Regions from separate parts of the Homo sapiens genome. Here region 2 is linked to region 1. The links are chromatin loops, found by intact Hi-C in ENCODE. Cell type or tissue: K562. All regions are shown on one strand. Each heading gives the region's core, and the rest is flanking DNA. Links, peaks and the distances in the headings are about the cores only. Region 1 overlaps SYTL3 (synaptotagmin like 3). Region 2 has its middle 39 kb from the start of TMEM181.

Region 1 (16,569 bases), core at 5,694-8,193:
AAAGTTTGACCTAAAAAAATCCCTCAGCATGTAAAGAATCATGATATCCAGTCACAAATGGTTTTAGAGCAGGAGTCCAGAGCCTTTTTTTTTTTTTTTTTGAGACAGAGTCTCACTCTGTCACCCAGGCTGGGGTGCAGTGGTGTGATCTCGGCTCACTGCAGCCTCTGCCTCCTGTGTTCAAGCGATTCTCCTGCCTCAGCCTCCTGTGTAGCTGGGATTACAGGTACCCACCACCACGTCTAGCTAATTTTTGTATTTTTAGTAGAGACGGGATTTTACCATGTTGGCCAGGCTGGTCTCCAATTCCTGACCTCAAGTGATCTGCCCGCCTCTGCCTTTCAAAGTGCTGAAATTACAGGCGTGAGCCACCACACCCAGCCCAGAGCCATTTTAAGCATATTTTAGTCCTTAGGAAAATTTGAGCTAAGATAGCACTGGCTCCAAGCCACTGTCCCAGGATGAAAGAAGACACAGAGCAGGACTGTGAATCAGCAACCAGTGCCTTCCAGGGAGCAACAATTACTAACAGAAGATTTACAATCCTGTGGACAAGAAGCATCCCCTATCCAGCATCCTTCTGCCACCAGACATTACTCTTCTGCTTAGTGACAGAAGAGAACAATACCTTTTCCCTTTAATGAAGCTACCCATGTCCTATCAGGCAGACACTCTGGGCAGTAAGTCTTCCACTGACATACACTCAAGGCCGAGGGTGACTGGTTCAGGTTTGGTGAGTACCTGGGGCAAGAAGGTCTAAACTGCTTTTCAGCATCCTTTGGATTTTCTCTAAAAAAAATGAATATAGGCTCTAGGAGCTCTCTATATATTCTAGATGTTAATCTCTTATCAGATATGTGATCTGAAAATATTTTCTCTCATTCTGTTGCTTACCTTTTTATTTTGTTAATAGTGTCCTTTGATGCACAAAAGTTTTTCATTTTGATGATGTCCAATTTTTCTATTTTTTATTTTGTTCCCTGTGCCTTTGCTGTCATAGCTAAGAAATCATTATCAGATCCAATGTCGTGAATCTTTCCCCCTGATTGATTGACTGATTTGAGACAGGGTCTTTGCTCCATCACCCAGGCTGGAGTGCAGTGGCGCGATCTTGGCTCACCATAGATTCAAATGATCCTCCCACCTCAGCCTCCCAAGTAGCTGGGACCACAGGCGTGGACCACCATGCTCAGCTAATTTTTTTTTTTTTTTTTTTTTTTCCGTAGAGATGGGGTTTCACCATGTTGTCTAGGCTGGTCTCGAACTCCTGGGGTCAAGCAATCCACCCACCTGGGCCTTCCAAAGTGCTGAAATTACAGGTGTAAGCCACCACGCCCAGCTTCCCCATTTTATTCTAAGAAAACAAGAGCTCTTATCTTTAGGTATTTGATGCATTTTGGGTTAATTTTTATATATGTTGTTAGGTAAGGGTCTGGCTTACCTTATTTCACTTAGCACTTGCTAAGTGAAATAAGGTAACTAAGAAAAAAGTTGGCTAAGAAATAAGCCAACTTTTTTCTTTTGTATGTGGATATCCAGTTTTCCCAGTGCCATTTGTTGAAAAAACTATCCTTTCCCTACTGAATGGTCTTAGCACCCTTCTCAAAAATCATTTGACCATATGTGCATGGCTTTATTTCTAGGCTTTCTATTCTATTCCATTGGTCTATATGTCCGTCTTTATATCAGTACCACACTGTTTTGATTACTGTAGCTTTGTAGTAAGTTTTGAGATCTGGAAGCGTGAGTCCTCCAGCTTTGTTCTTTTTTTGTTTTTAAGAAACAAAACAATCCAATTAAAAAAAAAGGCAAAGAACTTGAATAGACATTTCTCCAAAGATGATGTACAAATGGCCAATAAGCACATGAAAAGATGTTCAACATCACTAATTATTAGGGAAATGCAAATCAAAGCCACAACAAGATACCACTTCACACCCATTAGGGTGGCTACTATCAAGAAAATATAAAATAAGTGTTATAAAAATAAGTGTTGGCCAGGTGCGGTGGCTCACACCTGTAATCCCAGCACTTTGGGAGGCCGAGGCAGGCAGATCACGAGGTCAGGAGATGAAGACCATACTGGCCAACACAGTGAAACCCCATCTCTACTAAAATACAAAAAAAAAAAAAAATTAGGCGTGGTGGCATGCACCTGTAGTCCCAGCTACTCGGGAGGCTGAGACACGGGAATCGCTTGAACCCTGGAGGCAGAAATTGCAGTCAGCCGAGATAGCACCACTGTACTCCAGCCTGGCAACAGAGTGAGACTCCATCTCAAAAAAAAAAGTGTTAATAAAATAAGTGTTAGTGTGGTTGTGAAAAAATTGGAACCCTTGTGCATTGCTAGTGGGGAAGTATAATAAAATAGGGCAGCAGATGCTGAAAATTCCATGGCAGTTCCTCAATAAATTAAACATAGAATTACCATTTGATCCAGTAATTCCACTTCTGAGTATAAACACAAAAGGATTTAAAGCAGGAACTCTAATAAATATTTGTACACCAATGTTCCCAGCAGCATTATTCACAATGGTCAAGAGGTGGAAACAACCCAAATGTCCATCAGCAGATGAATGGATAAACAAAGCATGGTATATCCATGACACAGAATACTATTCATCCACAAAAAGGAATGAAATTCTGATACATGCTCTACAACATGAATGAACCCTGAGGAAATTTTGCTAAGTGAAATAAGCCAGATACAAAAGAACAAATACATTATGATTCCACTTATATGTGGTACCTAGAGTAGTCAAATTCATAAAGACAGAATGTAGGACAGTGGGGGAAGGGGAGGATGGAGAGTTATTGTTTAATGGGTTTCAATATAGCAGAATGAAAAAGCTCTAGAAACAGATGGTGGTGATGTTTGCATAACAATGCAAATATACTTAATGCCAATGAACTTAATGCTTAAAAGTGGCTAAAATGGCAAATTTTATATTGTGCATATTTTGCCACAATTTTAAAAATGAACATGAAGTTATTAAATTCAAAATTATTTCCTATTTAAGTATATATGTGTCTGCTCTTTTAAAAAATTATTCATATGAAGAGGTAGTTTAACAGCAGCAAATTACTCCCTAAAAACTAGTCTAATGAGTAATTTTGTCTAAACATATGAACACATGAATCCTTCATTCAGAAATCCCTTCAGTTCAATTACTTCACCTTGGTTTCCATGCTATTCATTGAAATAGGAAAAATAATGATGGGCATGAAAACGTTGTTGTATTTTATCAACTGATCTTCTAGAGTAGAGGTCAGCAAACTTTTTCTGTAAATTTTTTGGTAGAAAATTTCAGGCTTTGCCAGCCGTAAGGTCTCTGTTGCAACTACTCAACCTGTTGCAAAAGCAGCCATGGATATGAGAATGAGTGAACATGGCCTTGTTCCAATAAAACTTTATTTACAAAAGCAGGGTGATGGGCCAGATTTGGCTTGCAGGCTGTTGTTTGCCAACTCCCAAAAGAGCAGGGAGTATTTAGTAAAATAAAATATTGACGAACCTGATAACCAGCCCACCTAATCATGGTTCTTCCTCCATTCCAAAAACAGTGAATCAAAACCCAATGAAGCAAGTAAGTAGTGGAGTAGTCGTGACAATTCAGGACCAAGAAGTAGGCTGCCTAAAGTGACCTCATTATCATGGAGTGACGGACAGGGCTCAGAGGACATCAGGAGACATACAGACAAAGAAGCAGGCCTGGAAGGAACGCAGGCGCTCAGAAAGCATCGGGGAAACTCCAGTCATCCAGTTAAGATACTTGAGATACAAAAAATGTCTAGGTTAAATTCATGTATTCAAAGTGACTTGGACCTTCTAATCAATTCAATTTTTGTGTTGCTACTATGTGCAAAGCCAAAGGCATCATGAAATCAAAAATGAATAAAATCAGCCAGGTGCAGTGGCTCATGCCTGTAACCCCAGCATTTTGGGAGGCCGAGGTGGGCAGATCACTTGAGCCCAGGAGTTCAGGACCAGCCTGGGCAATATGGCAAAACCCCGTCTCTACTAAAAATAGAAAAACTAACTGGGCGTGGTGGTGTGCACCTGTGGTCCCAGTTACTTGGCAGGCTGAGAGGGAGGATTGCTTGATCCTAGGAGGCGGAGGTTGCAGCGAGCCAATATCACTCCACTGCACTCCAGCCTGGGTGACAGAGAGAAACTTCATCTCAAAAAAAGAAAAAAAAAAGAATAAAATCAAGAGCCTGTCTCAGGAAGATTATTATCTAGAAACACAGGGAGAAAGCAAAAAATTTTGAAGGGCAAGGTCTTATTACATTAATCATAAAATCTGATTTGATAGTCTTGGCTCTACTTAGTTTAAATGGACCTGTCTAAAAATCTCTGAGACACGAAAAGCAATCCAATCTGCTGGGAAAACACTACCAAGACACACACTTCTTTTAGTGGTGATGTGTTTATCTTTCCTCTTAAGGAGAGTAGTAACAAAATATTCAAGAATAGGATCCACCTTTCCTTTAAAATAAAAGCAGGCCAGGCACAGTGGCTTACGCCTACAGTCTTAGCAATTTGGGAGGCCAAGGCAGGTGGATCACTTGAACTCAGGAGTTCGAGACCAGCCTGGGCAACATGGCAAAACCCTGTATCTACAAAAAAAAAAAAAAAAAAGAAAAGAAAAAGAAAGGCTGGATGCAGTGGCACACCTGTAATCCCAGCACTTTTGGAGGCCGGCGCAGGTGGATCACTTGAGCTCAGGAGTTCGAGACCAGCCTGGGCAACACGGCAAAACCCTGTCTCTACCAAAAAGAAAGAAAGAAAGAAAGAAAACGAAAAGAAAGAAAGGCTGGATTCAGTGGCACACCTGTAATCCCAGCACTTTTGGAAGCTGAGGCAGGTGGATCATTTGAGGTCAGGAGTTTCAGACCAGCTTGGCCAACATGGTGAAACCCCATCTCTACTAAAAATGCAAAAGTCAGCTGGGTGTAGTGGCATGCACCTGTAATCTCCACTACTCAGGAGGCTGAGATAGGAGAATCGCTTGAAGGGAGGCAGAGGTTGCAGTGAGCCAAGATCGCACCACTGCACTCCAGCCTGGGTGACAGAGTGAGACTCCATGTCAGCAGAACAAAACAAAACAAATTAGCCAGGTGTAGTGGTGCATGCCTGTGATCCCAGCTACTTGGGGGGCTGAAGTGGGAGAATTTCTTGAGCCAAAGAACTTGAGGCTGCAGTGAGCCAAGATCCCGCCACTGTGCTCCAGGTTAGGTGACAAAATGAGACGCTGTCTCAAAAAAATAAAACAAAAGTCTATGTAAAATTTTTAAAATTTTTATCTGGGAAATAAACATGACTTCATAAAGACATCCTCTTAGGAGTATAAGCACACATAAACTATGGACTCCATTTGTAATTCAAAGAAAGCTTTACAGAATCATCCTTGTGGAATCCATTGGATGAATTGCAGGGATGAGGGGTGTTTACTGAGCAAACCAACGGAGAGGAGAGGCAGGCAGGGCACTGGGATAGAGTCAGCTACGTATTGACTGACACCTGCTTTTTTTTTTCTTTTTTTTGAGACGGAGTCTCGCTCTGTCGCCCAGGCTGGAGTGCAGTGGCACGATCTCGGCTTACTGCAACCTCCACCTCCCAGGTTCATGCCATTCTCCTGCCTCAGCCTGCCGAGTGGCTGGGACCACAGGCGCCCACCACCATGCCCGTCTAATTTTTTGTATTTTTTTTTTTTTTTTTTTAGTAGAGACGGGATTTCACCACGTTAGCCAAGATGGTCTCCATCTCCTGATCTCGTGATCCGCCCTCCTTGGCTTCCCAAAGTGCTGGGATTACAGGCGTGAGCCACCGCGCCCGGCCTGGCACCTGCTTCTTTTAATTCATGAGCCTGAGTGTTTCAAGCCCACACAGCCAATCTGATGCCGTCCTCATAACCCTGTGATGGGACGGATCATGTCTAAACTGCCCATGCAGAAGAATACAACTTAGAAAAGTCACTTGAAGAACTCAATCACGTTTACTGCTGGGAGGGAGGGATAAAGGTCATTTTCCTTCATAATTATAAGATACAATAATTAACCTGGTTAGTTACATGATGAATCATTGAGAGCATTATCAGAGGCTATGTTAAGCCTTAGCCTTTCTAAATTATTTTATTTCCCTAACTATTAGAAATACAGTGAAAGTCTGAGTAGACTGCTTATCTATTACATTTAACCCTTTTTTTTTTTTTTTTTTTTTTTTTTTTTTTTTTTTTTGAGACGGAGTCTCGCTCTGTCGCCCAGGCTGGAGTGCAGTGGCACAATCTGGGCTCACTGCAAGCTCCAGTTCCCAAGTTCCCACCATTCTCCTGCCTCAGCCTCCCAAGTAGCTGGGACTACAGGCGCCCGCCACCACGCCCGGCTAATTTTTGTGTATTTTTAGTAGAGACGGGGTTTCACCGTGTTAGCCAGGATGGTCTCGATCTCCTGACCTCGTGATCCGCCCGCCTCGGCCTCCCAAAGTGCTGGAATTACAGGCATTAAGAAATTACAACTATTTCTTAACTTAAGAAAGTTTAATATTGGCCGGGCGCGGTGGCTCACGCCTGTAATCCCAGCACTTTGGGAGGCCGAGGCGGGCCGATCACGAGGTCAGGAGATCGTGACCATCTTGGCTAACACGGTGAAACCCCGTCTCTACTAAAAATACAAAAAATTAGCCAGGCGTGGTGACAGGTGCCCGTAGTCCCAGCTACTCAGGAGGCTGAGGCAGGAGAATGGCGTGAACCCGGGAGGCGGAGCTTGCAGAGAGCCGAGATCACATCACTGCACTCCAGCCTGGGCGACAGAGCGAGACTCCGTCTCAAAAAAGAAAAAAAAAAGTTTAATATTAATATTGTCATCTTTCTGCTTTTAAGCTTGTACATCAAGTAACAGAATGTCATGGTTGTTAAAAAAAAGAAAAAAAGTAAAAGAGGTGCATTTACAGGGAGGAGCCAGAAGAGGGCATCATTTCTATACGCTTAGCAGATGCCAAAAGAGGAGAGATGAATTTTCAGCTTGTTTTCTAGTTATTAGTGATCTAAAAAAGTTCTATCATAATTGTTTACTAATTTTGTTACTTTACTTAAAGTACATTAAAAAAGTTACTTGGGGAACTGTTAAACAGTCACTTTTTTTTTTTTCTTTTGAGATGGAGTCTCAGTTGCTGCCCAGGCTGGATGCAGTGGCATGATCTTGGCTCACTGCAACCTCCGCCTCCCAGGTTCAAGCGATTCTCCTGCCTCAACCCCCCGAGCAGCTGGGATTACAAGCGTGTGTCACCATGTCCAGCTAATTTTTGTATTTTTATTAGAGACAGCGTTTCACCATGTTGACCAGGCTGGCCTCAAACTCCTGGCCTCAAACGATCCTCCCACCTCATCCTCCCAAAGTGCTGGGATTACAGGCATGAGCCACCGCCCTTAGCCAAACATTCACTCTTGAACCCCATCTGGCCCCACCAAATTAGAACCTGTGTGTGTGAGGCCAGGAAGGTTGAATTTGAATCAGTTTGCAGCTGATCCTGGAGCGTGGGTCCAGGAACCACATTAAAAACCCTCTGCACGGATTGCCAAATGCCCGTGGATGGAGGCACAGAAGGTGATGATGCCAGGTTGTCCTGGGGAGCTTCCTAAAGGCAAGAGAGCCTATGAAGGTCTGGGTGCTTTGATAATTCGAATGTACTACAGATGAACCACCACGGTGGCATCAAAGAAATTATTTTAAGACCACAAAACTAAATATCCAGTTATGAAATTTTAGGGGAAAAAGCCAGCCTATAATCAGAAAAATTTTTAAATAAATCAAAATATTTAAAATTTTTTGTACTATCGCTCTACAAAATGAAGAACTGAGGCTCATTTTTTCTTGTTTTTAAATTGTTTTAATAGTTGAAAAAATAGCACAACACATATTACCACAATTTATTATTCTTCACTAGATTCTTATAGCATGTCTACTTCCAAGGAAATCTGGGGGGCATTTTATCTTAAATTGCACATATCCAATAAGATCATCAAAAGAGAAATAAGTAAAAGCTAATAAAAAGGAAACTGGGTGCAGAGGGTGTAATGATTCCTGGAATTACTGCAACTGAATGTTACATTTAGCTTTAGGTTTCCCCGTGTCAAAAAGGGAAGGATGTCTACATTTGTAAGGTGCCTACTCAGTGCTGGGCACTGACAATGGACACTACTCCCTCTAACAGCACTTTTTGTGGCCAAATGAGCAGATCCCTGCTCAATTTATTTATTCACTTATTCCTTTACTCATAGCTCCTGCTCTCAAACATTCAAAATCTGGCTAGGGCCAAATTGCCAAGAGTTGCAGGTGAAGGAGAGGGCACCGTGTGTCCTCTATGAGACAGCACCCGCTGGAGCGCAGGGCTGGGCACAAGGAGAGTGGTGCCCCACGCTGTGCCAATCAGTGGCCCTGGGTTACAACGCAATGGGAAAGGGAATGGTTATGTAACAAATGGTACCAGGAACATCAAGGATTGGGAGGAAAAAAAATTAGATAGGGCCTCCTGATGATTGTAAAGAGTTAACATGGTGGCTCAGGCCTATAATCCCAGCACTTTGGGAGGCCAAGGCAGGCGAATCACTTGAGGCCAGGAGTTCAAGACCAGGCTGGCCAACATAATGAAACCCCGTCTCTACTAAAAATACAAAAATCAGCTGAGCATGGTGACATGTGCCTATAATCCCAGCTACTTGGGAGGCTGAGGCAGAAGAATCGCTTGAACCTAGGCGGTGGAGGTTGCAGTGAACCAAGATTGCGCCATGGTACTCCAGCCTGGGTGACAGAGTGAGACTCTGTCTCAAGGGGAAAAAAAAAAAAAAGTTAAGTAAAAATTAGAAGAAAATTAATGTGGATATTTAACCTATCACAGGATAAGGAAGAAGTCTCGAAGCATAAAAGCAAAAGAAATTATACGGGAAAAGGAGATTTGCCTACAAGCAAACAAAAAACTTCTTTGTGTTAAAAACAAAATTATAAAGAAGGCCATGTACTAGGAAGATAACATGCAACTAACATGATTGAAAAGGACTAATCGCCTTCACATACCAAGAACATCTACAGAAGGTTGAAAAGTGGAAGATACTCAATCTTATTCGTGATGAGATGAATTCAAATCAAAACGATGAGAAAACCATTTTGCATGACCAATGTTGTTTTGCCAAACTGATAAAGTTATCTATTGGTTTGCATGTTGGTTTATTTTTAAGGATAATTCCACACCCTTTCTAAAGGAGGCAACATTCCTAACCTTCATCTTGTTCTCTTTCTAGAAATATTCAGAGATGTGCCAAAAAGATATCTACAAGGATATTCTTTGCATTATTCTCATTTTAATAACCTTATAAACTTTCAAAAATGCAACAGAAAGCTGGAAATCCCCTAACTATCCAACAATAGTTATTTGGTTAAACAAATGATGACACATTCCTATGACGGGGTGAGATACACTCATCAGAAATCATATAGCCAATGATATTTATGGACACTGAAAATGTTCCTTATAAATTACTACATGAAGAAACATTAGGATAAAACTGTACATACAATTTGATTTCAATTATGTAAATATATTAGCCTGACTCATGTGAAATTGCCTCTATTCAATAATTTTTTGCCTAAAAATACCAATTTCTTATGGTTCAACCTAAATACTTCAAAAAAGTCTATGTATATGTGTGTATACACACACATATATCCACACATACAGATATGCACCCACAAGCATAGATACATACACTCACAAAAGAACAGAAATAATATATACTAAAATGTCAACAATTGTTCTCTGGGTGAAGCTGCTGTATTTTTAACATTGCTCTTTATGATTTTCTTCATTTTCTAGGTTTTAATTTTTTAATTTCATTTAATTTTTTTAGAGACAGGATCTCACTATGCTGCCCAGGCTAGTCTTGAACTCCTGGGCTCAAGCGATCCTCCTGCTTTGACCTCCCAAAATGCTGGGATTACAGGCATGAGCCACTGAGCCTGGCGTCTAGTTTTTTACGTGAATGTAATTTGAAATCATGCTTCAAAGCTCAGAATGTAATGGGGGCCAGAGTGTGGGAAGAAGGAAATTTGTGTACCCTGCCAGCCTGTTGTAAATAAGCACACACTCCCAGAGGGTAATTTGGCAAAACATCAAAAGCCTTTCAAGTATTCATACACTTGACCAATCATTCTTCTAAGAATTTACCCCCCAAAAATAAACAGACATGTCAAAATACCTGTACAAGACGTTCATCACAGAGTTATCTATAACATGAAAAATCAAATACAGTGATATACTCACAGACACTCGGGAACAGGTTAAATAAACTATAGTGCATATATTTGGTGTATTTTATGGAGTCATCAATACATTTTGGAAGAAGTCTTAATAACATAGGAAAATGTTTATGCCAAGTTGAATTGTAAAAGCAAAATAAAACCACATAGAGTCTGATCACAATACATTTGAAATTGGATAAGTCTATCTGTGCACACACATATACACAGGCTTACCTAGAAAGAAGGCTGGGAGTGTGCAGGTGTGTACACGTGCATGTAATTTACAGTAGTTTGGGATTGTGGTAGTATTTCCATTACATCTAAATACTATTCTGTGTTTCCCAAATGCTTGCAAGGTTTGCATTACTTCTGTAATCAGAAAGTAAGTAACTTCCTTTCAAAGAGAAAAGGAAGCTCCCTCTCTTCACAGAATAGAAGATGGACCAAGGGGGAAGCAGTTAGGAGCTGCTACGTTGGAAGTGAGAATGAAGGGCAGAGGAAGATTCCAGAGACTCAGGAGGCAGAAATGTCAGGATTTGCTGACTGACCAGATGTAGCGGCAGAATGAGGAACAAAGGAGTCAAGTTTGATTCTCAGGTCTGTGGATTTGGAGACAGAGTGAGAGGTGTCGCCATTCTCCCAAGACAAGGAACACAGGATTTGGTAGCACACAGACGGTCCCAGTGATTCTTGCTTCCTGATATTCAGACCCTTTGTCCTCTCTGACTAGGGCTGACCTGTGGGACCCATAGGGCATAGCAGAAATGACAGGGTGTGGCTTCTGAAGCTAGACCATAAAAGATATTGTGGGCTCTGCTTTTCTCTCTCTTGGATCACTTGCCCTGGGAGAAGCCAGCCGCCATGTCATGAGGACACTCAAGCAGCCCTGTGGAGATATCCCCATGGTGAGGAACCAAGTCCTCCTCCCAATACCAGCAGTCACTGGCCAGGTATGAGGGTAAGCCCCAAGAGCACAGATCCCCCAGCCCCAGGCGAGCCTTCCACTGAAGACAGAAACTGTCAAAGAATGTTACTTGATTTATGTCACTAGGTTTGAGGGGAATTTGCTATACAGCAATAGATAACCAGTGCGTGGAAAGAGGCACAGACTGGAGCTGTCTGTACACTTTTGTGGTTTAAACCACCATCTAGTTTTTCTAACTTCTGCTCAGGATATAGAGGGCTGGAAAGAGTATTGCCGGTACCATGACAACAAAAACACTAGAGAACATGCAAAACCACTTTTTCCGGAACACATCAGAGAATTGAGGTTGCAGTTGCCTCCCTATTAGGGTCCAGTGGGGGCTTCCAGAGGGAGACCAGGGCCAGGAGGAGGGAGAAGGGGCTCATGCCTTCCTTCCGACCTGTGTCTGGCCAGCATCAGCTCAACAGGGTCGGAGGGTGTCTGCCTCCTGCAGCTGCTAGCTCTGTTCTCTCACTATTCCCTTTTTGCCTCCAATTCCTGTCTAACCAATCCCTAAAGTAAATTCTTATTCAAATAACCAGACAGTTTCTATTTCCCTAAGTGGATCTTAACTGCTGCAGCACAAATTCAATTCAACTCCTCAATGACTGCACCTGGTTCTCTTTTAGGGCCACAAATAGGAGCGTGGTGGAATTCCTGCCTGTCCACCTAAACCTCTGTCACCTGATCCTTGTTACCTTTCCTGACGCACCCGCTGCAAACTCCACCCAACCTGGTCTGGCTCATAGCACTACTTGTGTGCTCCTAACCTGGCATTTTCCCCCATAGTTCCATGCCTCTTACCCCAACTCTACTGAAACAGGACAATGGGAAAATGAGGCACCCTGGCATTTGAGGAAGCATTGTAGAGAAGGAGGGAAAGTTAGGGCTTTTCTGGTGTTTATTTTATACATTGATAGAAACGACATCAGCAAAAAAGAATGATTTATGCTGAGGTTGATCTTCCTGACCCTGGTTTGTTTGTCCTTACTGAAGTTTTTATTCTTAAAGTTATAAGGCAAGAAAGAAAACCCTAAGACATCAGTCTCACCTCTTTCCTAATTCCCTTTTTATCTTAAGTCACCTTGATAACATACTTCTCCCACTCACTCAGGAGACATGAAGTGCTGAAAAGATGACAAGATGGTAACGTGTGTGCACAAACACACACACATACATTCATGCACACATGAAAACTACTTACCTGAAATAATGATGCTAGAACTTCTAACGACGTAGAAAACTTTTTGAGTGAAGCAGATGTCTGCACTTAGCTGGCATTGAGAAATGACAAACTTCACCTCCTACAGCACTACTGTTTATAAGCTAGGAATTGATGTGGAAAAGGGTAGAGTCTACCTTCTGAAGAAGGCTCCAGCCCACCAACAAAAAGGTTTTGTTTTTGTTTGTTTGTTTGTTTTTGAGATGGAGTTTCACTCTTGTTGCCCAGGCTGGAGTGCCATGGCATGATCTCGGCTCACAGCAACCTCCGCCTCCCAGCTTTAAGCAATTCTCCTGCCTCAGCCTCCCGAGTAGCTGGGATTACAGGCAGGTGCCACCATGCCCGGCTAATTTTGTATTTTTAGTAGAGACGGGGTTTCTCCATGTTGGTCAGGCTGGTCTCGAACTCCCAATCTCAGATGATCTGCCCACCTCGGCCTCCCAAAGTGCTGGGATTACAAGTGTGAGCCACCGGGCCCGGTCAAAAAAGTATTTTAAAGAAACACAAAAGTGGCCGGGTGAAGTGCCTCATACCTGTAATCCCAGCACTTTGGGAGGCCAAGGTGGGCAGATCACTTGAGGTCAGGAGTTCAAGACCAGTCAACAAGGTGAAACTCCATCTCTACTAAAAATACAAAAATTAGTCAGACATGGGGCGTGTGCCTGTAATCCCAGCTATTCAGGAGGCTGAGGCAGGAGAATCCCTTGAACCCAGGAGGAGGAGTTTACAGTGAGCTGAGATCATGCTACTGCACTCCAGCCTGGATGACAGAACGAGACTCCATCTAAAAAAAAAAAAAAAAGAGAGAGAGAGAGAGACATAAAAGCAATAAAAACAGAGAAAAGTCCTGTGCTGCAGTTGCTTTGCCAAGGTCACACATTCCACATGGGATGACGGCACCCCTAAGGGGACAAAGATTGGTAGCAAATCTTACCTATTTCAACCGTCTGTGGCTCTCCAAAAGGCCTCAGTACATAGATATATGATATCTGTGATATCAAAAGGTTATGGTAGCAACTTTGAAAAAGTCTCTAAAAAGGCTATGTGGGGTAGGGGAGAGGGTGGCGGTAAGAAGCTGTTGAGAAACACTGGCTTAGAGGAAACAGCAACCCTGCTTCATTCCATTGCCTGACATGACCCTTAGTATTAGTTTTTTCCTCCAGGTTTCCAATAAACTTGGCAGAAGCAGCGTTTTTTTTTTTTTTTTTAAGAAGAGCCAGGAATATAAACCATGGGATAATTTAGTACCAACCAAATCTACACCTGGGCAAATCCACCCTTTATAAAAGCTGAATATCAACCCAAATGAATGGCTTCCTTTACTGCCAACAAACTTTTGGGTGAGGTTCTATGGCTTATTTCCCTACCTGCAAATTGCCACTTTTTCTAGAAAAGAGCCACCGCTGCCCTCTGAGTCAGGCTGTGAGTCTAGGTCCCCAACATCACATCACAGAGGAGGGGTGCTGCCCGCATCCCTGATATAGTCAGATGTGGTTCCCACAGCACCTGCCTGCACTCCACCGTGACGGTGCCTGTGTGCGCCTTTGTCCTGATGCCCCATCACAGCTCTTCTGTGATCAAAGCACAAATCATTCTCTCCACAGTTCCAGGTCCCAGCTACCAATTACACTGGCACAACATACATTGCAAATACTTTTGAAAAAGAAAATAAACTTTTAATCTAAGAAACACAAGCCTCCTTTAAAGTATCAGGCCTAGAGAGACACCGAAATGAGCCCGCAATCACGTCCCCCAACTTGGGCTAATCATTTCAAAGCCACTTGCTCTACGGACTCTAGATTGAGTGTCACCACCAATAGCCATAAATTATCCTAACAATGCCACACACTGGACACCATCACCCACAGCCTATAGCTCAGCAATGGATAGCCAATCATGAATCATGAATAAATTACGGGTATTTCCGTAAACCCACGAGAATTCCTGAAAACCAGCTTTTGTAATCGCCCCTCTCCTGATTCACCCTTCTCTCCTTTGTTCTCCAGAGCCCTTGGAAGTGTTTCCTGGGCTGCAGACCTCAGCCTTGGCCCAGATAAACTCTCCACCTGTATTAGTTTTGCCTCAGTTTCCTTCTTTAGGTCAACATCTCATTATAAGACATTCACAGTATACGGACAAAATGCTTCCACCCATATTACCGCAACATGCGCTCACTCCACAAGCATCAACCTCTGCTCAGTTCAAACGCTCTTCACTCACTGTGGTCTTCACTGATTCAATCATCTTGCTCAAGTATTATAAACAAGGTATTGTGCTTTGGCGCAATATGGGCTAACAAGATTTTAAAATCACAGTTACTGCTTGTAGAGAGAAACAGAAGTGCACAAACAATGCTACAATATAAGGAACTTTGCAACAATTACAGAAGAGAATTACAAACCCAGCACTGATGGTGTTTCAGAGGAGGGGACATCACCCCTAGAAGCAGGAAGCCAGGGAAACCTTGTAGTGCACGAGCCTTAAAGAATGGGGCCAACCTGGCCGGGCCCAGTGGCTCACGCCTGTAATCCCAGCACCTTGGGAGGCCGAGGCGGGCGGATCATGAGGTCAGGAGATCGAGACCATCCTGGCCAACATGGTGAAACCCCGTCTCTACTAAAAATAGAAAAATTAGCCGACTGTGGTGGCACGTGCCTGTAATCCCAGGTACTCCGGAGGCTGAGGCAGGAGAATCGTTTAAACCTAGGAGATGGAGGTTGCAGTGAGCCGAGATTGTGCCACTGCACTCCAGCCTGGCAACAGAGCAAGACTTCGCCTCAAAAAAAAAAAAAAAAAAAAAAAAGGAATAGGGCCAACCTCAGAGGTAGAAATGCAGCAGAGGGAAGAGTAGCGAGCAGAGGGAATGAGCAGCGTGAATTACAGTGAGAGCATCAGCAAATGGAATGGCAAGACATAGGGGCCCGCAGACTACACCCATCATGTTGCTTATATTCCAAAGTCTTAACATCAAATATTTTAAAACTAGGAATAGATCATTTTACTTTACTAAAAAAGTAAAGAGCATTTACCTCCAGTTGGAAATTTCTTGGCTCGTTCCTCATAGAACCATTCTCCAGTTTTTATTTTGACATTCCTGAAAAAATGAGCAGAAAGGAAGCTTCAGAGAGAGAAGATATGAATAGTGCTATATTTACCCCTTTTAAGGGTTAGGTAAGGTCACAAAATATTAGTCTTGCAATGGACCTCAGCAATCAATTTCCTGGCTTAAACACTTAAATTTACAGATTCCCCATAGAGGCGAAGTGATTTCAGTATCAGCAGCAAAGCTGTGCAACTCCCACCGCTATGTGTTTTATCTTGCATGTCATGTGTACGTTCAATGTATAATATGTGAATATGGGCTAGGTGTGGTGGCTCATGCCTGTAATCCCAGCACTTTGGGAGGCCGAGGCAGGCGGATCACGAGGTCAGGAGATCAAGACCATCCTGGCTAACACGGTGAAACCCCGTCTGTACTAAAAATACAAAAAATTAGCCAGGCATGGTGGCGGGCACCTGTAGTCCCAGCTACTCGGGAGGCTGAGGCAGGAGAATGGCGTGAACCCGGGAGGTGGAGCTTGCAGTGAGCTGAGATTTCGCCACTGCACTCCAGCCTGGGCGGCAGAGCCAGACTCCGTCTCAAAAAAAAAAAAAAAAAAAAAAGTGAATGTTAAGCATATTAACATATACTTGTGCCCAGCACGAATCCAGTACTTAATATTTTGTGAACAAATACACAAAGAGAAACAAAATTATTATCATCAAAATGACCAATGTATCAGCCAGGCGCGGTGGCTCACGCCTGTAATCCCAGTACTTTGGGAGGCCAAGGTGGGTGGATCACTTGAGGTCAGGAAGTCGAGACCAGCCTGGCCAACATGGCAAAACCCTGTCTCTACTAAAAACACAAAATTAGCCAGGCATGGTGGCACATGCCTGTAATCCCAGCTACTCGGGAGGCTGAGGCAGGAGAATTTTCGCTTGAACCTGGGAGACGGAAGTTGCAGTGAGCCGAGATTGCACCATTGCACTCCAGCCTGGGTGACAGAGCAGGCCTCCATCTCAACATCACCACAAATGACCAATGTAT
Region 2 (16,569 bases), core at 9,196-11,695, 170 kb after region 1:
TGAAAAGGACTGGAGGCATGTCTAGTCCCTTAAACCTTCACATTCTTTTTTTTATTTTTTATTTTAAGTTCCAGGATACATGTGCAGGACGTGCAGGTTTGTTACATAGGTAAACGTGTGCCATGGTGATTTGCTGCACCTATCAACCCATCACCTAGGTATTAAGCCCCACATGCATTAACTATTTATCCTGATGCTCTCCCTCCCCTCGAATGCCCAATAGGCCCCAGTGTGTGTTGTTCCCCTCCCTGTGTCCATGTGTTCTCATTGTTCCGCTCCCACTTATAAGTGAGAACATGCGGTGTTTGATTTTCTGTTCCTAAATTAGTTTGCTGAGGATAATGGCTTCTAGCTCCACCCATGTCCCTGCAAAGGACATGATCTCATTCCTTTTTATGGTTGCACAGTATTCCATGGTGTATATGGACCGCATTTTCTTTATCCAGTCTATCGCTGATGGGCATTTAGAGTGATTCCATCTCTCTGCAATTGTGAATAGTGCTGCAATGAACATACTTGTGCATGTATCTTTATAACAGAATGATTTATATCCCTTTGGGTATATACCCAACAATGGGACTGCTGGGTCAAATTGTATTTCTGGTTCTAGGTCTTTGAGGAAGAATTGCCACATTGTCTTCCACAATGGAAGAATGAACTAATTTACATTCCCACCAACAGTGTAAAAGCGTTCCTATTTCTCCACAGCCTCACCAGCACATGTTGTTCCTTGACTTTTGAATAATTACCATCCTGACTGGCATGAGATGGTATCTCATTGTGATTTCATGAGATGAAATCTCATTTTGATTTGCATTTCTCTAATGATCAGTGATGTTGAGCTTTCCTGCATATGTTTATTGGCTGCATGTATGTCTTCTTTTGAGAAGTGTCTGTTCATGTCCCTTGCCCATTTTTTAATGGGGTTGTTTTTTTCTTGTAAATTTGTTTAAGTTCCTTGTAGATTTTGGATATTACATCTTTGTCAGATGGATAGAGTACAAAAATTTTCTCCCATTCTATAGGTTGTCTGTTCACTCTGATGATAGTTTCTTTTGCTGTGCAGAAGGTCTTTAGTTAAATTAGATCCCATTTGTCAATTTTTGCTTTCGTTGCAATTGCATTTGACCTTTTTGTCATGAAATCTTTGCCTGTGCCTATGTCATGAACGGTATTGCCTAGATTTTCTTCTAGAGTTTTTATAGTTTTAGGTTTTACATTTAAGTCTTTAATCCATCTTGAGTTAATTTTTGTATAAGGTGTAAGGAAGGGGTCCAGTTTCAATTTTCTGCATATGGCTAGTCAGTTTTCCCAGCATAATGTATTAAATAGGGAATCTTTTCCCCATTGCTTGTTTTTGTCAAGTTTGTCGAAGATCAGATGGTTGTAGATGTGCAGTCTTATGTCTGAGATCTCTATTCCATTCCACTGGTTTCTGTGTCTGTTTTTGTACCAGTACCATGCTGTTTTGGTTACTGTAGCCTTGTAGTATAGTTTGAAGTCAGGTAGCATGGTGCCTCCAGCTTTGTTCTTTTTGCTTAGGATTGTCTTGGCTATATGGGCTCTTTTTTGGTTCCATATGAATTTTAAAGTACTTTTTTCTAATTCTGTGAAGAATGTCAATGGTAGTTTAATAGGAATAGAATTGAATTTATAAATTACTTTGGGCAGTGTCATTTTCATGATATTCATTCTTCCTATCCATGAGTATGGAATGTTTTTCCATTTGTTCGTGTCCTTCTTATTTCCTTGAGCAGTGGCTTGTAGTTCTTGAAGAGGTCCTTCACTTTCCTTGTTAGCTATATTCCTAGGTAATTTGTTCTATTTGTAGCAATGGTGAATTCATGATTTGGCTCTCTGCTTGTCTATTTTTGGTGCATAGGAATGCTTGTGATTTTTTGCACATTGATTTTGTATCCTGAGACTTTGCTGAAGTTGATTATCAGTTTAAGAAGCTTTTGGGCTGTGATGATGAGGTTTTCTGGATGTAGGATCATGTTATCTGCAAACAGGAACAGTTTGACTTCCTCTCTTCCTATTTCTTTATTTCTTTCTCTTTCCTGATTGTCCCAGCCAGAAATTCCAATACTATGTTAAATTTGAGTGGTGAGAGAGGGCATCCTTGTCTTGTGCCAGATTTCAAAGGGAATGCTTCCAGTTTTTCCTCATTCAGTATATTGGTTGTGGGTTTGTCATAAATGGCTCTTATTATTTTGAGGTATGGTCCATCAATACCTAGTTTATTGAGAGTTTTTAACATGAAGCGATGTTGAATTTTATCAGAGGTCTTTTCTATGTTCATTGACATGATCATGTGGTTTGTCTTTAGTTCTTTTTATGTGATTAGTTACATTTATTGATTTGTGTATGTTGAACCAGCCGTGCATCCTGGGGATGAAGCCAACTTGATCATGGCGGATAAGCTTTTTGATGTGCTGCTGGATTCGGTTTGCCAGTATTTTATTGAGGATTTTTGCATTGATGTTGATCAGGGATATTGGCCTGAGGTTTTTTTGTTGTTTTTGTATCTCTGCCAGGTTTTGGTATCAGGATGATGCTGGTCTCATAAAATGAGTTAGGGAGAATCTCTCTTTCTCAATTGTTCGGAATAGTTTCAGAAGAAATGGTACCAGCTCCTCTTTGTACCTCTGGTAGAATTCAGCTCTAAATCCGTCTGTGTGAGGATTTAGAGGGCCAGCCTTCACATTCTTCTTCACCATTACTGGATGCTTCTGCAACTATCACACAAAGTCCCAAGTTTCCTACCGTTGCCTTCGCATTTAATTTAACACAATTTCAGGAACACACAGCATAAAAGTGGCACCATGTGTCTTAAAATGAAATGCACGGTGGTGCTTTGTGGTGAATTAATCATGTCAGGGAAATTTCACCTACAGTAACTCTCTGGCTTGCAGATGGAATCACTGAGACACACCTGTGGGCAGGAAAATGGTAAGGGCATTGCCAGTGACCAGTAAGCTCTATGGAAGCTTGGTGGCCACCTTGCAGTTAAGGACACTTGTAAGTGTGTGGGGCTGGGATGATCTTCACTGAAAGCATTCAAAGATGACAGAAAACAGCCTTTGTCTAGCTACACCTTGAGTGGTCATTTGTAAGTAACATTTTTGAATAATCTAGAGCAATAAAAATGTCCTTCCGCCAAAGTTTAATTTAAATGATGTCTAGCCACCTGTTCTTACACAGCTGAGACTCAGAGGGATTTGATTCAGGGTGCCCTCAGCTGAGATGTTGGTCAGCAGGACCAGATGCTCTGACTTCCCCAGTTTTAGTGGCAACTCTGGGCTGAGAGCTGAGTTGTGCTGCAGCGTCATGGCCTGTCGCTCAGTTCTCATCAGCCCTTGCCAGCCTCTCCACCATCTCCCGTGTTGAGAGGCCCAGCCACTCTGCAGAATCCACAGGCAGCTGCACCAACATCAGCCAATAGATCTTGATGTTTCAGTTGAGACTTGGCACAGAATCGAGCACTTTAATTTCATTTTGATTTTAATAAACATTTAATATCCATGAAGCCTCAGACAATACTAAGTACTGGAAATTCAAGATCAAATAAGAATCCATTCCTGCCCACTAGGGATTCCTGGTCTAGCGGGGAGACACAGATCCAAGCCATGTGGTTAAGTCTGCAGTGGAGGTCATTCCAGGGGCCATGGATCTAGGAAGACTTCACTGCAGAGATAACACCTGTGCTGAGAGGCGAGGAATGAAGAATTCACGGAGTGGATGGGGGAGGAGAAATTCCAGGCGGCAGGAAGAGTGTGAACATGTGGAGCTCATTAGAGAGGGATTGTTCCAGAAGCAGTGATAGTTCCTCACAGGTGGACCACGTTTGCTCTGGAGGAGGAAGAGCTGAGCCTGGTTAAGGAGGCAGAGGCTGAGCCATGGGGACTTCTGGACAATGATAGGGTTTGGGCTTTGTCTTGAATGAGTGGGAGCCGTGGAAGGCTCTGGGCAGAGGCGGACTGGATTCAGTGAGTTTTAGGAGGACAGTTCCTGGGGCAGCAGGACGGGATGGAGGTGAGGAGGGGTTAGGAGACCAGTGTGGTAACCCAGGCAATGAGTGACAGTGGCTAGAGCCAGCACACACTGGCACAGGATAGAACACGGAGACAGTTTGGGAAGACATTTGAGGGTGAAATTTACAAAAGTGGAATATGATATCTTGGGTGACTCAGTTATCTGGCTCTGGTGACTGCTGGTGGTTGGGGATGCTGGTGACTATGGCATGGACACCCTAGGCAGTCAGCACCCATGGTGGCACCATGGGAGATGGAGCGGAGTCTCTGATCCTCATCCTGGGAGCTGCTGCGGGCAGTGTGGCCGGGCACTAGCACCTCTCGTCTCCTGTATGACACATCATATGATTGAGCGATGTTCTTCGAGGGCTGCGCTCTGGTTCTGGTCGTCTTCAAGGATTGGTGAGACGTCTGTCTCTCGTAGGGCTGCCTGTGTCCTCTGCCTGCCTTTGGCTGTCCCTGAACGGAGTGTGGAATGTTCGTCTCCTCTTTGCCCCCTGGGCTGGTTTAGCTCAGCCTCATCTTGGACGCCTGCCTGCTGCATGGGGCATCGGTGAACATCCTCAGAGCCTGCGGAAGGGTAGGCTCAGCTTGTCTGTTCGCCAGACATCCCTATAGGCCGAGCAGTTGGACGAATGTGCTCTCAGGATCCCAACAGAACATGCCAGCGTCCAGCCTGCACCCAGGGCTGCCGGGAAGGGGCCCTGCTCCGCCTCAGCTGTGTTTGCTCATCATAGCCAGTGTGGCTGCTGTTGCCCCTGCCATCTCATCTCAATCTGCCCTTCCTTCCTTTGTTGATTTTTTTTTGGAAAAAAAAAATCCTCCTTTTTGCTTCCCTCTCCCATCTCTTTTTGCATCTTCTTCTCCTCCTTGTCCTGTGTGTCTTGGCTTTTGGCCTGGGGGGTTGGCTTTCACAGCAGTTGCTGACTGGTCTCTGTGGCTGTCTCTCTGCTGTGCTCCTGTCGCTCCTGGCTTTGAAGCTGCTTTCTGCTGCACCTGCCACTAGAGCAGGGCACCAGGCTTTCTGTCCATGAGGCAGTGATGCGCCCCTTTCCCGTCAGTCCCACAAGCTGTCCAATACCACGTTCAGATCAGTAGCTCATGGAAGTATTCCATTGAGCCATGTGGAATTGCCTGCCCATAGTCAACCATTCTGACCCTCAAAAAGGACACTTTGTTCATGTCAACCCAATGGAATTGGTTCCTTTCTGATTATTCTCTCCACGCACGATCCATATCACACATTTATCCACCAGGCGCCAATTATTTCATCACAGGAAATGAGACTCAGGAAAATATATCCTTTTCCTTTCTGCTGGTCATACAAACCTAGATTGCTGATTAATTTGCATTATCTCAGCCGGGCGCAGTTACTCACACCTCTAGTCCCACCACTTTGGGAGGCCGAGGTGGGCAGATCACAAGGTCAAGAGACAAAGAGCATACTGGCCAACATGGTGAAACCCTGTCTCTACTAAAAATACAAAAATTAGCTGGGTGTTGTGGTATATGCCTGTAATCCCAGCTACCCGGGAGGCTGAGGCAGGAGAATTGCCTGAACCTGGGAGGCGGAAGTTGCAGTGAGCTCAGATTACGGCATTGCACTCTAGCCTGGCAACAGAGTGAGACTCCATCTCGGAAAAAAAAAAAAAATTGCATTATCTCTCTGCTGGCACCACTGACACATCGATATTGAATTACAGATATACGTTTTATTTTAGCTACTCTTTCATACCCACTGTCTATTTTTTTTTTTTTTTTGCTTTTTTTGAGACGGAGTTTCCTTCTCGTCCAGCTGGAGTGCAATGGTGTGATCTCGGCTCACTGCAGCCTCTGCCTCCCAGGTTCAAGCGACTCCCCCACCTCAGCCTCCCAAGTAGCTGGACTACAGGCGTGTGCCACCATGCTCGGCTAATTTTTGTATTTTTTGTAGAGACGGGTTTTCACCATGTTGGTCTCGAACTCCTGGCCTCAAGTAATCTGCCTGCCTCAGCCTCCCGAAGTGCTGGGATTAGAGACGTGAGCCACCGTGCCTGGCCCACTGTGTCTTGTTATTATGGATGGAGAGCCAGTTCATCTCCAGGAGTGCTGGGGCATCCATGCCAGCCACAGCATTGGTACTGGGGGCTTACCTGCCTGCTTGACACTTCACCGTCTTGTCCACAAAGTTCTACCCGTGCAAATGCACCCTGACCATTTCCTTTCCACCAGGCCATGTACAGCTTTCCCCAGCCAGGGGGATCACGAGGTCAAGAGATCAAGACCAGCCTCGCCAACATGGTGAAACCCCATCTCTATTAAAAATATAAAAATTAGCTGGGCGTGGTGGCGCACACCTATAGTCCCAGCTATTCGGGAGGCTGAGGCAGGAGAATCGCTTGAACCCAAGAGGCGGAGGTTGCAGTGAGCCGAGATCACGCCATTGCATTCCAGCCTGGGCAACAGAGTGAGACTCTGTCTCAAAAAAAAAAAAAAAAAAAAAAAAAAAAAAAAAAAAAAAAAAAAAAAAACCGACAAAAAAACACAGTCCTTATTGTCCCTTGGGTTTTGTTTCTGATGCAATAGAAGATGGATTTCCAGATGATTGCTAGAAAACAATAAGAAGCATGATCATTTAACGGCTTTACATCTCCCTCCCCGTTTCCCCTTTTGGTTTTCATTAAGTAATGAATTTATCAAGATATTGTATTATGTAAAGTAGCTAAGCATTTTTTTCTTTCCAGAAATGTATATTATCTAATTATTTTATAGAAATATAACTTTACCTATGAGTCGGTTTCTCCCAGAGGAGAGAATAAATAAGAACTAATTCTGCCTTGCATTGCATTTATTCAACAAATGTTTACTGAAACTTGTTAAGTTTGGCACTTTGTAATTGCTGGGAAATGTTCTGGGAGTTGGTATTTGGGCTGTTGAAGTAGTTAGGCCCTTTTGACTTAAGAGGTGTTTGGTGTGGGTTGAGCAAGGGTGCCTCCAGCCACTCCAGCCTTGGCAGCCCAGGCAGGACTAAAGAAGAGGGTAACCAACAACCAAAATTGGTAATTTGTTTCTATCTCTACACAAACTTAGGTTAATTCAACTTATTTCTTTTTTGCTTGAAACTAAGAACAGTGTGAAAAATGGCAATCCAAGAAACATTAATTTATTTAAGTGAAACAGGCCACTGAGACTGAGTTTCTCCGAGTTCACCCCAAAAAAGGACATTCTAAATTAAGTGATTAAATTTTGGCTGATGGAAAATTTGTCTGTTGAAATATCAGGTGCTGGGGGAGGGAGAAAGGGAAATGAACTGAAAGTGCCAGGCTCTCTTCCCCCTCCCCTCCCCTCCCCTCCCCTTCCCTTCTCTCCCTTCTCCTCCCCTCCCCTCCTCTTCTTTTTCTGAGACAGGGTCTCACTCTGTCACCCAGGCTGGAGTACAGTGGCGCAATCACAGCTCACTGCAGCCTCAAACTCACAGGCAAGCAATCCTCCCACCTCAGCCTCCTAAGTAGCTAGGACTACAGGTGCATGACACCATGCCAGGCTAATTTTCATATTTTTTTGTAGAGATGGGGTTTCGCCATGATGCCCAGGCTGGTCTTGAACTCCTGGGCTCAAGTGATAGGTCCACCTTGGCCTCCCAAAGTGGTGGGCTGACAGGTGTGAGCTGCTGTACCCGGCCTATGCCAGGCATTTCTTTCTTTCTTTCTTTCTTTTGAGACGGAGTCTTGCTCTGTCACCCAGGCTGGAGTGCAGTGGCGCAATCTCTGTTCACTGCAACCTCCGCCTTCTGAGTTCAAGTGATTATCCTGCCTCAGCCTCCTGAGTAGCTGGGATTACAGGCGTGTGCCATCACTCTCGGCTAATTTTTATATTTTTAGTAGAAATGGGGTTTCACCATGTTGGCCAGGCTGTCAGGGTCTTACTCTGTCACCCATGCTGGAGTGCAGTGGTGTGATCACTTCAGTGAGATGGCCTGTATTTCCTTTGTGATTGGTCCTTGTCTTGTTTGGGTGTCAGTGTCATATTGATATGTTATTTTGAATATTATAACACTTTGCCCTTATAGTGAGGGAGAAGTGTTTCCTCTTTTTAATTTTCTGAAAGTGTTTGTATAAGAGTAGAGGAACAAGTTCCTTGAAAGTTGATGGTACTAATAAGTAAAACCATTTGGCTTGAAATTTTCTTTGCAGGAAGATTTTCTACTGATGACTACATTTCCAAGTTTTCAAATCTACAGCATACAATTGTGCATAGTCTTCTTATTTTCTTTCTCTTAAAAAGATCTCTCTCTGAAGTTAGATTCCACTTCTATTCCTCATATCATACTTTTGTGCTTTCTTTTTTTCTTCCTACATCATGCCAGATATTTGTCAAATCAATCTTTTCCAAGAACTAACTTTGACATCATGGACCCTCTTGAATGTATTTTCGTTTTTTATGTTCATTAAATTTGATCTGGCCAGTTGTGCTGGCTCATGCCCATAATCCCAGCACTTTGGGAGGCTAAGGTGGGTGGATTGCTTGAGCTCAGGAGTTCAAGACCAGCCTGGGCAACATAAGAGACCCTGTCTCTACAGAAAAATACAAAAATTAGCTGGGCATGGTGGTGCATACCTATAGTACCAGCTATTTGGGAGGCTAAGGTGGGAGGATCTCTTGAGCCCAGGAGGTTGGTCAAGGCTGCAGTAAGCTGTGATCACACCACTGCACTCCAGCATGGGTGACAGAGTGAGACCCTGTCTCAAAAACAAAACAAAACAAAACAAAAAACACAGGTTTTTTAATCTTAAAAATCAGCCTAGTTGCTGAATGGAGAGTGGCCTGGGGGAAGAGGGAGCTAGAAGTCCGCAGGAGGCTGCTGAAGAGGCAGAAGTGAGAGTGAGTGCTGGCCCAGGTCAGGCAGCAGAGGGAGAGGAGGAGCTCTTGCAGGAGAAGTGGCTGGGACTTGGTAGTGGCTACTGTGGAACAGGAGGAAGGAGAGCGAGGGGTCCAGGGCAGCTCCCTGTCATCTGGAACAGCTGCGCACCCTTCCGCAGGGGCCCCAGAACACCACACACTGGGTGGAGAGGATGAGTTGGTCTGGGAGACAGGGACTCAGCAGTCTTGGAGGTAGAGAACCAGCTGGGACCATACCCTCTGCAGGGCAGGGCTGTTGTCCACTCTGCGTAGCTACCCATCTCCTCCAGGCATCGCAGTGATTGGCATGCATTAGACACTCCATAAATATTTGCTGATTAATGAAAGAACCACCAAAAAAAATCTGTGTCCTGAAATCTCTAGCTGAGTGCCTCAGCCTGCCTAGACTCAGCAATGCTGTGTAGCCCTCCAATCAGAGTCTGGGCTTATGCTGCCCCCCAGCACACACCACACACAGCCGGGAGGTGCTGCAGGCGGCTCTCCCTGCCTCGTGACAGCTGAGGGTGACATTTCCAGGAATCTTGAGAGCCAATTTTTAAATACAGTCATTATATAAAATTAAATTGCTACTTAAGGCACATCTCTTTCCAACTCCTCCTTCAGTGAGTCTGGTGGGAATATTTATACCATGGAAATCAGCAAAAGCCACAAATCAGGGTTGATTTCATTTCATTGTTTTAGTCTAGGCTCTAGACTTAAGAATGTGATGAAGGCAGTGTTCATAATGCAATTTAAATTAAAAATGTGTCATATCTGCACCATCACATTGTAAACAGCACAAAAGAATCGAGATCTGATCTTCAAAAACTATTATCCCATTTAGCAAAGAAATGGCTTATGTCATTAATGTATGAGTAAAGTTCTAACATATGTTTATGGTGTTTCACTGAAGACACATTTTCGTTGTTTCACTTTTGTCTTGCTCAAAAATGTAAATGAAAATAACCAACATTCATGTTGAGGCTACATTTGTTTACCAATTACAATCTTAGGTTGGCTGCAAGACAAACATTTGGCAAAAATCAACAAAAGCATTAGCTATTAAGTCTGGCTATATGGAGTTATAAGAAAAATATTGTGTATTTTGTTATTGTAATTGTGTACTACACATCCTATATAGCAATACAATTTATAATGCTCATGTAAGGTATATTTATTCATTCCAAGTTTGTGTGTTTCTGGAGAGCTGGTTGTTAGCTATTTACCAACACACCACTCCACTTGTTTGCCAATTTATAACCTTCAGCTGAAAGTATTGTTCTCCTGAAGAGGGCACCAGAGGGGACGGAGCCCAAACAACAGAGAGCACTGCACGGGGAATTGGGGAGATGCTGTTTACCCAGCAGCAAGGACCTGGCAGGCTGGATAGTTTCAGTGTGAACACGAAGAAGGCTGAGTGCTGATCAGGGTGCCGTTTACATTTTATACTCACCACCTTCTATTGCGAGGCTCACTGGCACTGGTTTTGTTTATTTCCATAAACATACAATAAAATGATCCTCCAGATCATCTTCGGGAACCTGGACAAAGTCTGGACAAAATGAACCCATCTTCGGAGTATCATCTCCCTCATGGGAAGGTGACTGCAAAGGAGAAAGGAAGTTAAAAGCAAAGGTCGGGGCAGGCGCAGCCGCGCAGCCTCACCCGGGCTCGTCTGTGACTCATTTCCCTGGAGGGGAGGCTTCTATCTGAGGTGCTGGCTTCTGCTCCCTGGGGAGCCGGCGCTTGTTCTCTGTGGTTCAGGATGCTTCAAGGAGCGATTCTCAAAGAGGGGCTGCGGCCTCATGGCTCTGAGATTTGCTCCTGACTCTTTTTCAACACACACTGCCTGGATGAGAGGAAAGTCACTTACGATTTTCTATCTGAGATTTCCCCATCTTTTAACTGGGACCAAACCTTTGCAGGGGAGGAAACATTTCTTTTCCTCATCCATCACTAGGGTCATGACCAGGGCCCCCATTAACAAGAGAAAACCATACAAATTTTATTTAATACAGCCATGCACCTCATAAAGATGCTTCAGTCAACAACAGACTGAATATGCAATGGTGATCCCGTATGACTATAACACTGGATTTTAGTTGTCCCTTTTCTATGTTTAGATACAAAAATACCTCCCATTGTGTTTCAGTTGCCTGCAGTGTTCAACACAGTGACATGCTGTGCGGGTTTGCAGTCCGGAAGCAATCAGCGGCCCCACAGAGACCAAGTGTGCCGCAGGTCATGCCTCTAGGTCTGTGTAAGTGCACTCTGTGAGGTTCCCACAGTGACAAAACAGCCTAGTGACACATTTCTCAGGACATCTCTCATTGTTAAGTGATGCAAGTTTTACATGACATGGGAACCTTCAGAAATGAGGACCCAAAGACACAGACACCTGTTTTTTTGTTTGTCTGTTTTGAGATGGAGTCTCACTCTGTTGCCCAGGCTGGAGTGCAGTGGGACGATCTCAGCTCACTGCAACCTCTGCCTCCCGGGTTCCAGCGATTCTCCTGCCTCAGCCTCCTGAGTAGCTGGGATTACAGCTAATTTTTGTATTTTTAGTAGAGATGGGGTTTCACCATGTTGGCCAGGCTGGTGTCAAACTCCTGACCTCAAGTGATCCGCCCACCTCGGCCTCCCAAAGTGCTGGGATTTCAGGCGTGAGCCACTGTGTCTGGCCGACACCTGTGTATTTTTACGCTGCTAAGTCTGATGAAGAAGTCGACAGGTGTGAGGGACAGTGGGACAAAGGGGTGTGATCCCTTGGGAATAAGCTGGGGGACTCCGCAGTGCCCGTTTGTGCAGGTTCTTCTCTGTACCCCTGTGTCTTCAGAGATGGAGACATTCCTCTCCTCTGGGGGCAGGGAGGGCACCTGTGGAACAAGGGTCTTGGGCCTGCTGCAGGGGCCAGGGGATGTGGGGAAGGTGAGAGTGAACTTCCTGCTTCTGCTGTTTTCTCAAATGCCAAGGTGCCACATTCTGGGGTGTGTGTCCTGAACCCCGTCACCTTCCCTGAGAAGGGCTTGTGGGGTCTTCCTGCTGTCAGAACAAGCTATACTGTGGTTTGCGAACCTGCTGTTACATGGAGTTGGCTCTGGGTGTCATCTTTACCTTTGCCTTATTTTTGGAGACTACAGATATCCAAATGGAAAGAAAGGAAAGCCATCCGTTCTTGCCATTTAGTTGAGAGAAAACCTTGGCTAATGAGATGATGTTCAGCTGTGTCTCTACAGGTACTGAGGATTTTTTAAAAAGTACCAGGCTCGGGCCGGGCGTGGTGGCTCACGCTTGTAATCCCAGCACTTTGGGAGGCCGAAGCGGGCGTACCATGAGGTCAGGAGTTCGAAATCAGCCTGACCAACATGGTGAAACCCCGTCTCTACTAAAAATACAAAAATTAGCCGAGAGTGGTGGCTTATGCCTGTTGTCCCAGCTACTCGGGAGGCTGAGGCAGGAGAATCACTTGAACCCGGGAGGCGGAGGTTGCAATGAGCCGAGATCGGGCCATTGCACTCCAGCCTGGCGACAGAGCAAGACTCCGTCTCCATTCAAAAGTCCCTCGGAGCGCTCGTGCTGCGTGGCGGCGGCCGGGATCGCGCTTACAGCGGGTGCGCGCAGGGCGGGTGCACGCTCAGGACAGGTGCGCGCGCAGGCTGAGGACCCTTGCACTTAGCCCGCAGCCGCGGGGCCTGCGCTCAGGTCGAGCGCGCTGGCTTCCTGGAGAGTTTCCTTTCGTGTTCCCTCCCCTGAGCGGCTGCCGCTGGCGCCTTTGGCCTGACCCAGGCCGGCCATGGCCTCAGCTTGGAAGAGCTATAGAAAGATCCAGAAGAGGTAAAAGGTGTTGCTGGAAAAGGCAACTAGGAAAACGGTGCGTGATGCCCTTCCAGCTGAAAAATCCAAGACTGAGACAGAAATGAACAGGATGCGGCAGAAATCACAGAGGAAAGCAGAACTCCTTGACAGCGAAAAGCCAGCTGCGGTGTTTGCTCCCATTGCAGGGGACCTACAGTGACACTCGGTGACTATGCACGGGGTCAGCCAGGTGAGGAGGCCAAGTTCCCGCTGAGAACGTGCAGATGCGCTCCCCAGAGAGGTCGTGTGATCTCTTGGTGTAGGATCTAACTGGGCAGGGTTATCCGTGAGTGTGAACAATCCATTGACACCCACTCCTGTGGAAGGCAAGGCGGATACAGTTCTTATCTTCTGTAGAAGGAAAGCGGAAAACACGGGGTGGGATCACCTGACTCAGGTTGAAAAAGGGTACAAAGAAACCGAAAAGACCCCCTACGACACTGAAACAGACTCCAGGGAGGGGCTGATGAACGTTCTAGGGGAAGTGGATGAGGACGGAGATGAGGCTGTGGAGAGAAAGATTCATAAAGCCTGGCTGGAATCAGGAGAGAAACGAGACGAGGGGGGACAGGGGGGTTTGAGACTTTAAAGTTCTTTTGGGAACTGTGATGCGGACGTGCTGGTGTTCCCAGTACGGGAATACTGGTGAGCTGCACATACGCATTTACAGGTAACTCCTTACACGGCCCTCTTCTAAGCAAAGGCAATGCATTCTCCATTTCCTACTGGAAGATTTATTTAAATAAAATATGCCTATTAAACAAAACAAGCAAACAAAAAAGTCCCATAGCACAGATGCTTTCCCATCTGGTTGGTTTGTTACGTTTTCAACATAGTGTACCAGTCCTTTATCCACATAGATAATTCACTTTTTTCAAGTATACTCTCAAGAGGTCCACATCATGAAAAACAGGTTAAGAAATGAGATAGGCCAAGTTAGCAGAGCCAGGGACATGGCCACCAGCTCGCTGTGGCCCGGTCGGGGTGCCTGTGCTGCTGTCACAGTGAGCATGGAGGACCAGGTCAAGAATGGGACAGTGGGGCTGGGCTTTTGCCGCTTCTGGCTGCCTAGCAGGTGGACTCTAACCAGCGGGTTACACGGAGGCACTAAGTGGGTCTGGGCAGTGTGGTGTTCTCAAGAGGCTGGTTTGGTCTAGTCTGACCCGTCCACTCTTCCCGGAAGCTGTTTGTGGAGAAACGTGGGCTCTGTCTCCCACAAAGACTGTTGGGCCTATTCTCTTGCCATCCTCCCACGAGCTCAGCTTGGCTTATACCAGCACCTGCTGACAAGTGTGTGTGTTAGAAAAAGAGAATGTTGACAAGCTCATCCTGTGGGAGAGAACCCTGGATGCAAGGGTGAGACCCACTGGAGTGCAGTGCACAGGAACAGATGGGCTGGGGGCACGAGGCTGACTCCATGTGGCCTAAGATGGGCCAGGGATCCTGAGGGTTCCATGAGCTGGACGCTCTGTGGCTTTTAGAGAAACTTCCCTTCCCAAGCTGCCTGAATCTATAAGGTCATCAAAGGAACCACTTAGCGAAGAAGAGACTTTTCTTCCACCAGTGCAGGAAATGGGACCTAGGCTGGAGCTGGTTATTCCAAAGGGTGGATGAAGGCAGTCTCTTTCTACTAGAGGAATGTTTTCTCTCAAGTTTTATAACAAAGGAAACTGTTGAGAAACTGGTGAGAAACCACAATCCTGGGACGGAAGAGCCTTCTGCAGTCAGAAGCAGGTACCTGAGGAAGGCAGGAAGTGGGACTCAGAGGACCCCATGGGCTCCAGCACAGAAAGAAGTTCATCACTCGAGGGTGTGTCTTCTCATCATAGGGGTTGGGGGGGCGCATGCGTGTGGCATGCACATGCTGTGGTGTCTGGACTGCCTGCCTTTTTACTGGGGAGAGAAAGAAAATATAACACTGGTCAAGCCCCTGTTTCAGTGACCCCAGACACTGAAATAAAAGGAAATGCCCCTGTTACTGGGTGAAAGTGCAAGATTCTGATTAGTGGTTCAAGGTGACACAGGAGACACTGAGTTGATTCATGTGAAAGGAGGAACCACAGATCATTCACATGAGCTGGAGGATGAACCAACAGGAGACATAGAGACCCTTGGTTCCCAGGACAGAAGGGAAATGGTGTCAGGTCTGGGCACTTTTCTACTTTTGGAGAAGAGTGGAGAGAGGAAGCACTAGGTTGTCCATACCCTCAGGGTTGAAGACAATGGGAAATGGCTGTCACAACTGGGAGAAGGCAATGTGACTGGTTGCCTTTATCATCCAAGCTCCCCGCTCTTTCCCGGGACAAGAGCTATCCCGTAGCTGTGCCTGCAGTGAGGATGCTGCACCATCACTGGGTGCAGGGGAGAGCCTGGGAGCCAGCCAGAGCTAAGTGGCAAATGGGATGCTGGGATTCATAACAGTGACCTGGAAGAACGCATGGGCAGGTCAGAGGACAAAGAGCAAGATGCTTTGCAAGGTGTCTGCATGCTGTCCTGAGTGGTGGTTGAAGCTTAAGAAATTCCTATGACTGCCGGGCATGGTGGTGGGTGCGGTGGCTCACGCCTGTAATCCCAGCACTTTGGGAGGCCAAGACGGGTGAACCACCTGAGGTCAGGCGTTCAAGACCAGCCTGGCCAACATAGTAAAACCCCATCTCTACTAAAAATACAAAAATTAGCTGGGCATGGTGGTGCGTGCCTGTAATCCCAGCTACTCGGGAGGCTAAGGCAGGAGAATCGCTTCAACCTGGGAGGCAGAAGTTGCAGTGAGCTGAGATCATGCCATTGTACTCCAGCCTAGGCGACAAGAGTGAAACTCCATCTCAAAAAAAAAAAAAAAAAAATTCCTATGACTTACTCTGGGGCGCCTTCTTTACTTGAAGCGATCGCTCAGACAGGAACTCTGAAATGGGTTCAAGAAATGAGCCAGCACTTCCAATGGATGGCTTCTTATTCTTCAGCACATAGAGCAGCTGTTTCTAGGAAGTGTAGGGAAACAAATCCACACAGACTGGCTCCTTTGTGAAGCCTGGGTGAATAATAAAACTGGTCAGCCGAACGTTCACTCTTTCCAGAATTCAATAACAAGGACTTAAATCTCATTCTATAAAGCGGATGAGCTCACCTGATGAGGGGCAGGGGTGGCCCATCTGTATGTAATACTTGTTTTCATGGGAGATGACTAAGTATAAGTAGCTCAGAGCTCATTACAGGCAAATCTTTACGACACACCAGAGTGAGAAGCTGGGAATAAACCAGGTCTATTCATTAATGTGACCCAGAAATCTTGGATTCTGTTTCAGGATTGGTTTTTGTCTATGGAATCCAGAAATCATTTCAACCTCTCACTGCTTCCATTTTCTTCTGAAAGGAGTGGCAAAAGGTATTCACTTCATAATGGAGTTGAGATTTAACTGTGGTTAGTATCTTTCATCCTTGGAAAACTGCAATGCAATCTCCATGAGACAGTTATTTCTCTTCTACAGTGAGTTTTGGGAGCTAGGTTCGAGCAAAATTGATTCCTTATTCTTTGAAAAACACCAAAAAGGTAGTTCTGTACATGCACACATGTATTATCACAGATAAACCTCCCATGCCCCACCTTCCCACCTCCCATGGTCATAGGGAACTTTAGGGCAGAGGAAGCAGGCTCACTAAGCACTTATGAGTAACAACAATAGTTAATAGTTATATGAGCACCTAGAGTTGAATTGCTTAAAACCTAGGTTTAAGTTTCCTACAAATTAACAAAGGTGTTAATATTTGGCATCTCTGATCTTTAGATGCTATACAGGTGCACTTT

Evidence for each region. A loop is a pair of places that touch in the nucleus more often than their neighbours do. Peaks named below come from ENCODE experiments on the same cell type or tissue, not always from the same donor. Only the 100,000 strongest peaks of a DNase experiment are listed, where the experiment ranks them.
Region 2: a loop joins it to region 1, with 5 times the contacts of the local background. A loop is called at or near these places in 2 of 110 quality-filtered maps.

Annotation. Positions count from the first base shown.
Region 1 is chr6:158,681,929-158,698,497 of GRCh38, reverse strand. It overlaps SYTL3 (synaptotagmin like 3), which reads right to left. Exons shown (of 18, transcript NM_001242394.2): 6 at 15,509-15,573. Among named protein-coding and RNA genes, the nearest start is that of SYTL3, 40 kb to the right of the region's middle. RefSeq lists a silencer at 11,255-11,455. In K562, for the core only: a CTCF peak has its summit at 6,973 (motif pointing right); a DNase peak (open chromatin) is centred at 6,977; H3K27me3 peaks cover 628 bases.
Region 2 is chr6:158,512,366-158,528,934 of GRCh38, reverse strand. It overlaps the pseudogene CACYBPP3. Among named protein-coding and RNA genes, the nearest start is that of TMEM181, 39 kb to the left of the region's middle. In K562, for the core only: a CTCF peak has its summit at 10,214 (motif pointing right); DNase peaks (open chromatin) are centred at 10,224 and 10,594; H3K4me3 peaks cover 332 bases; H3K27me3 peaks cover 2,431 bases.